2 separate regions of the Homo sapiens genome follow, and region 1 is linked to region 2. A link is a contact called in ENCODE Hi-C or POLR2A ChIA-PET data. All regions are on one chromosome and are shown on one strand. Each heading gives the region's core, a stretch centred on a gene start or an enhancer-like site at or near the end of the contact. The rest is flanking DNA. Distances are from core to core; before and after follow the strand shown. Region 1 has its middle 14 kb from the start of MANCR. Region 2 holds the start of LINC00705 (long intergenic non-protein coding RNA 705).

The links. A loop is a pair of places that touch in the nucleus more often than their neighbours do. ChIA-PET counts read pairs that join two places held with the same protein, here RNA polymerase II (POLR2A). Pooled maps may share reads with other maps.
Region 1: POLR2A ChIA-PET joins it to region 2 with 11 read pairs in A673. The contact joins the enhancer-like site here to the promoter of LINC00705 in region 2. A Hi-C loop is called at or near these places in 8 of 168 maps with a recorded cell type or tissue (PC-3, PC-9, Right ventricle myocardium inferior and 4 more) and 11 of 50 pooled maps. POLR2A ChIA-PET finds 5 or more read pairs at or near these places in 10 of 52 experiments (A549, A673, AG04449 and 7 more).

Annotation. Positions count from the first base shown.
Region 1 is chr10:4,690,618-4,693,460 of GRCh38, forward strand. No RefSeq gene overlaps it. Among named protein-coding and RNA genes, the nearest start is that of MANCR, 14 kb to the left of the region's middle. Within about 2 kb of position 1,339, at least 4 of the 41 ENCODE cell types and tissues checked have a DNase peak (open chromatin) inside an H3K27ac peak, as active enhancers do; they include A673, PC-3 and mammary epithelial cell, where a contact is called at or near this core.
Region 2 is chr10:4,654,870-4,657,569 of GRCh38, forward strand. It overlaps LINC00705 (long intergenic non-protein coding RNA 705), which reads left to right and starts at 1,287. Exons shown (of 3, transcript NR_015425.1): 1 at 1,287-1,451. The region is part of intron 3 of MANCR (mitotically associated long non coding RNA); the gene reads right to left.

The DNA.
Region 1 (2,843 bases), core at 89-2,588, 36 kb after region 2:
AAGGATACGTCTTAAAGCTGTAATGAAATGTATATTACAGGGATATGAATGAGAGTGATTAGATTATATGTAGAATGAATATCAAAAATCAATTCTTTTCTGAAGCACTCCATTGCCTGAGTTCTTCTATTTCAGCTTAATCGGCCATAGTGGGTTTATCCTGTAGCAGGAAAGAATTCATTCTCCTTTTTTTAATCTTGGATTAAATCTATTTTCTGCAAGACAGCCTATATCAGGTTAGATGGCCCTGAAATAAATTATTCCCACAGGTAAAATTAATAGACACTAGAAGAAAAAGAATAATTTTACTATAATTTTGGGGAAATGACCACTATTGTTACTATTGAAGGAAAGGTGATGCAGGATTGAGATACACATGCACACATACATGCATGCATGTACATACATGATCACAGGTACATATGCACACAAACATGTACACACATATGCACACACATATATTCACATATACGCACATATGCTCACACACTCAAACTGACTCAGGCACACACACACATACACACACGAATATTTCTTTAACTCCTTGAGTCCCTTAAATATTAATATCATAACTATAAGAATATTTTAATATTTACCTGGCATTTTGCTTGGTAAATTCCCATTATAAAATAAAAATTTACAAATAAAATGTGAAACAAATTCTGTGATTTTACATTTGTATATAAATATGATCCACAAAAAGATCAGAGATTATAGAGGACCATGCTTTTAGAAGATAAAGAAAGATGGGAATCAAAGTATTTTGAAGCTACCAAAGACACGGAGGGAGTGAAATTACCTAGACACATTTTTTAATATGTATTCTGAATCACCAAGATATTTACCAGCTGAAAGTCACCAAGTCAGCCCAGCCCACACCGAAGGCAGCAGAAACACGTGGTGAGCAGAACCTAAGCCAAGCTACTAAATTCTGAGTGGTTTCTTATATAGCAACAGATAAATGGAACATATGGAAAAGCAAATTTTAACAATCAAGCAGGTGTGAACTTCGTCATTCAGAATAGATGGGGTGACATCTGCCAGCCCAAGGGGAATCTCCAACACCTGCCCACTGCCAGTGTTTTCATTTGTGGCTCCTGGGGCTTTTGGAGTCCCAAAAGAGGCAGGACTAGTATCTTTTCTCCTTAACGCTTTCAGACTTTCCTCTAGGAGCACCAGGTAACGTGTGCAAAACAAAACAAATCAAAACAAACAAACAAAAAAATCAAAGCTGTTATCTTAGCTATATCACTGTTAATCTTTCTAAAGGGAGAAAAACTAAACAACAAACCGTTCAGTAAAACAAATAACATGCTCCAGCCTATGTCTGTGTTAAAGGAGGGCTAGAAGGAGAAGCTAGGGAGTTGTTCAGCATTCCTAACAGATGAGTAGGTTTTGGGGAAATGGACTTGCCACTGCATAGCTCTCTTTATCCACAATTTAGCGAAGGGAAGGGAAGGGGAAGGGGAAGGAGAAGGGGAACGGGAAGGGAGAAGGGAGAAGGATGGAGCGTGGGGGGAAGGAAGGACAAGGGAGGAAGGAAGGAAGGAAGGTAGGTGAAGGGAAGGAAGGAAGGAAGGAAGGAAGGAAGGAAGGAAGGTAGGTGAAGGGAAGGAAGGAAGGAAGGAAGGAAGGAAGGAAGGGAGGTAGGTGAAGGGAAGGAAGGAAGGAAGGAAGGAAGGTGAAGGAAGGAAGGAAGGCATGCAGGCAGTATAAATGGCTATATAAAGTTTATGTGTATGACTATGTTTGGATGACAGAAACACCAATGTGAGTAAGGACTTAGACATTGTCAGAGTAGAGTTTCATAAATTATTGCAATCATGACCGTGATATACATATAATATAGATGTACATACAGGCAATTTTCTGTAAATAGCCAGATAGCAAACATTTTAGGCTTTACAGAGCATACGGTCTCTGTCACAGCTACTCAACCAGGCCATTCTAGAGCATGAGTTGCCATAGATAGCAGACACATGAGTAGGTATGGCTATGTTTCAATAACACTTTATTTACAAACACAGAGAGTGGGCAGAATCTATCCCTCGGGCCATAATTGGCAGATTCCTTTTCTAGTTAACTACGTCGGTACAGTGTATAATGACCACGATGCACGCTTTGTTAATTGGCATTCACACATGATACTCCTCAGCAGACAACTTCCAATTAAATAAAACAGCAAAATCATGCATTTTGTTTAATATTATGCAATTGTTTTACATACAACCATGTACCTCTTAACGCTCTTCAAAAAATGGGCCACAAAATCCTTTTAGGTGAAAGTTCATTCATCTAGCTGAGTCCTCTCAGTCCTCCATTGATATCCTGTAACTTAAATACAGAGATATAAAGTTAATTATTATTAATATATTTTATTTTAAATTGTATAAAAATGAAAGAAAGGAATAAAAGGAAAGAGTTGGTTAATATATACACAAATCAACATAAGGAAATATATATATATATATATATATTTTGAGATGGAGTCTCACTCTGTTGCTAGGCTGGAGTGCAGTGGTGAGATCTTGGCTCACGGCAACCTCTGACTCCTTGGTTCAAGCAATTCTCCTGTCTCAGCCTCCTGAGTAGCTGGGATTACAGGCACGCGCCACCACACCCAGCTAATTTTTGTATTTTTAGTAGAGAATGGGTTTCACCATGTTGGCCAGGATGGTCTCAATCTCCTGACCCTGTGATTCGCCCTCCCCAGCGTTCCAAAGTGCTGGGATTACAGGCACAAGCCACTGCATCTGGCCAGGAAAAATATATTCAACACTGTTCAAGTCCTTCTTTCTGCCACTGCTCACATGATCATAGTTGATAATGGTAACTTGCTTCTT
Region 2 (2,700 bases), core at 37-2,536:
CATTGAGTAAAATTTATTTTTTATCTGTTGTGAACTAGAGATCTGCCTTTTCCATGTGGATATCCAACTTCCCAGGAATATTGAAAGAGAAGCAAATCTTTTTTTTTTTCTTTTTCTCTTTTAGTATACAAAAGGATGTAACAAGATCCCTAGGACAAATCTGATGTTAACTGAATTAAGTGGATTAGTATTAAATTAACTGGCCCGATAATTACAGGAAGGCATTATAAGTCCCTAGGGAGCCCAAGGAGGGTGAAGCCTCATGCCCCTTTGGGTAGTAATACAGGGACTAACTATACTCCTTGCTCCCACAGGACAGAACATTCTCTAGGTTTTTCATTCCCGACTCAGTAGCACTCAAAGCTTTTCTTAAGGTAAATTAAAGTTATGGAGAAAGGCATCACTCTGTAGCCACTGTTTTCCAAGAGTAACATTCCAAGGCAGTATCTAGGGAGCCAGCAAAGATTCTGTCCTGTCTACCATTTTCCCATGAATGACATCATAATAGAACCTCCCGGTCTTATTGCCTTTTCTTATTGGTAACAAAAGATGACAAACTAGGTAATTTATATTAAAAAGTTTATTTAGCTCATAGTTCTAGAGGCTGGAAGTCCACAGTGCCGGCATCTGTGAGGGCCTTCTTGCTGCCTCACCTCATGGCAGAGGGCATCACATGCTCAGAGTGGGAGCAAGGGAGCCAGGGAGAGCTCACAGGCACAAGAATAACGCTGCTGTGATAATAAACCCACTCCTGGGACAGCAACATTCATCCCGTCATGAGAACAGAGCCCTCATTCATCCATTCATCTCATCATAGGGGCAGAAGGATTACATTTCTAACACATGAACTTTTGGGGGACACATTCAATACCTAGCACTCCCAAAATATTCACTAAGAGTGAGAGTAAATTGATTTAATTTCAGACTGTTCTTGGCAGTCCATAAGTAGAGATTTCCAAGTTTTACAATAGAGAATTAAAATGATTGAAAAATATTCTAAAAAAAAAAAAACAACCTGCAGAAGAAAGCTAGAAAATCAGAAGATGAAATATTTTTTAGGCATAAAATATGCATGCAGTTTATAGACAATGGAGATGTGCTAACTCTTGAAAACGTGCTTCGACATCTCAAATTGCTTAAGGCTTTTGCAACAAAATAACTTACCAGTGTCAGGCCATGGTAGAATATGAGTTCACAATGAATTTTTATGCCTGGGTTTCTGTGACCCAAGTTATGCTGAAGAATATGAGAGACACCACCTTTTAAAAATTTTTACATAGCCTGCGGCCACTGCAATTCGTTAATCCCTTTGGAAAATTGCTTAAGCCTGGCATGTTTTGTAATGAACTTTATCTCTTCACTACCAAAAGTCGTAAAAAGGAACTTCAGTGAGGAAAGAAACACAATTGATAATTGAATATTTCAAAGAGATCAGCATTTTAGAAAACTGGGTATGTATTAATATGCTATATCTGACATATGACATGAAAATGACATATATAATATAATTTTGTTTATACTATTATATATTTTATACATTTTGTGTTATAATACATTTTGAATATATGTATATATATACACATACATATATACACACACACAATATATATAGGAAAATAAAATTAAATATTATCAGAATGTTTATTTCTTGATGATGGGAATTTGAGTGGTTCTTTTTTTACTTTATTTCTATTGTTATTCATTTGGTATTTTCCAAATTTTGTTCAGTGATTTTTTATTACTTTTACAATGATAGACATTATGTTTGGAGGCAGAAAAAAGAAGGGAACAGACAAGAAACGTTCATTTGAAAATTCTAAATGCAGAACATACCTGAAGTCAAAGTGTCCCCCGTCACTGAAAAACCAAAGCCACCAATATCAAAGAAGCGTGGGCCCTTCCGCCCCCTACTGTCTATCTTCAGTAACTGTCCAGTGAGTCTCCGCCTTTTGTTAGCAGGAATCTAAGAATCTCCTGGGAAGCTTGCTGTTTGCAAAATTAGGAAATCTTGAGCTACATCCTCAGATAATCTGAGGCTGGATACCCTCAAACTATACTGTGAGAAACATCATCAAAATTAAGTTACATGACGTGATCACAGCTATAGTAATAAAATCAGAAAAAATATGGACATCATATTTAGAAACACAAATTGGCAACGAGATTTCTTTCAGTTTTAAAAAAGTGTATTAGTATATAACATAATATAGTATGTATTAAAATAATATACATTTAAGGGTATATAAATATATGCTTAGTACACATTGTCAGTATTAATATCAATACATTACCTTTTATACATATGTATGTGTGTTTGTTTGTGTATTTATGCACATGCAGCTTTATATTTGCCTATGTAGTTGTATATATGTAGAGTGCATAGTATAGTGTGGATGTGTGCGTATGTGGTATGCATATACCACACACACAGAGTCCTGCACATACACACACAGAGCCATGCATCGTTTAACAATGGGGATACATTCTGAGAAACGCATCCATAGGTGATTTTGTTGTTATGCAAACATCATAGTGTGAACTTTCACAAAACTAGACAGAAGAGCCTACTACACACCTACTGCTGCTAGGCAACAAACATGTACAGCCTGTTATTGTCCTGAATACTGTAGGCAATTGTAACACAATGGTATTTACATATCTAAACATAGAAAAGATACAGTAAAAATATGGTATAAAAGA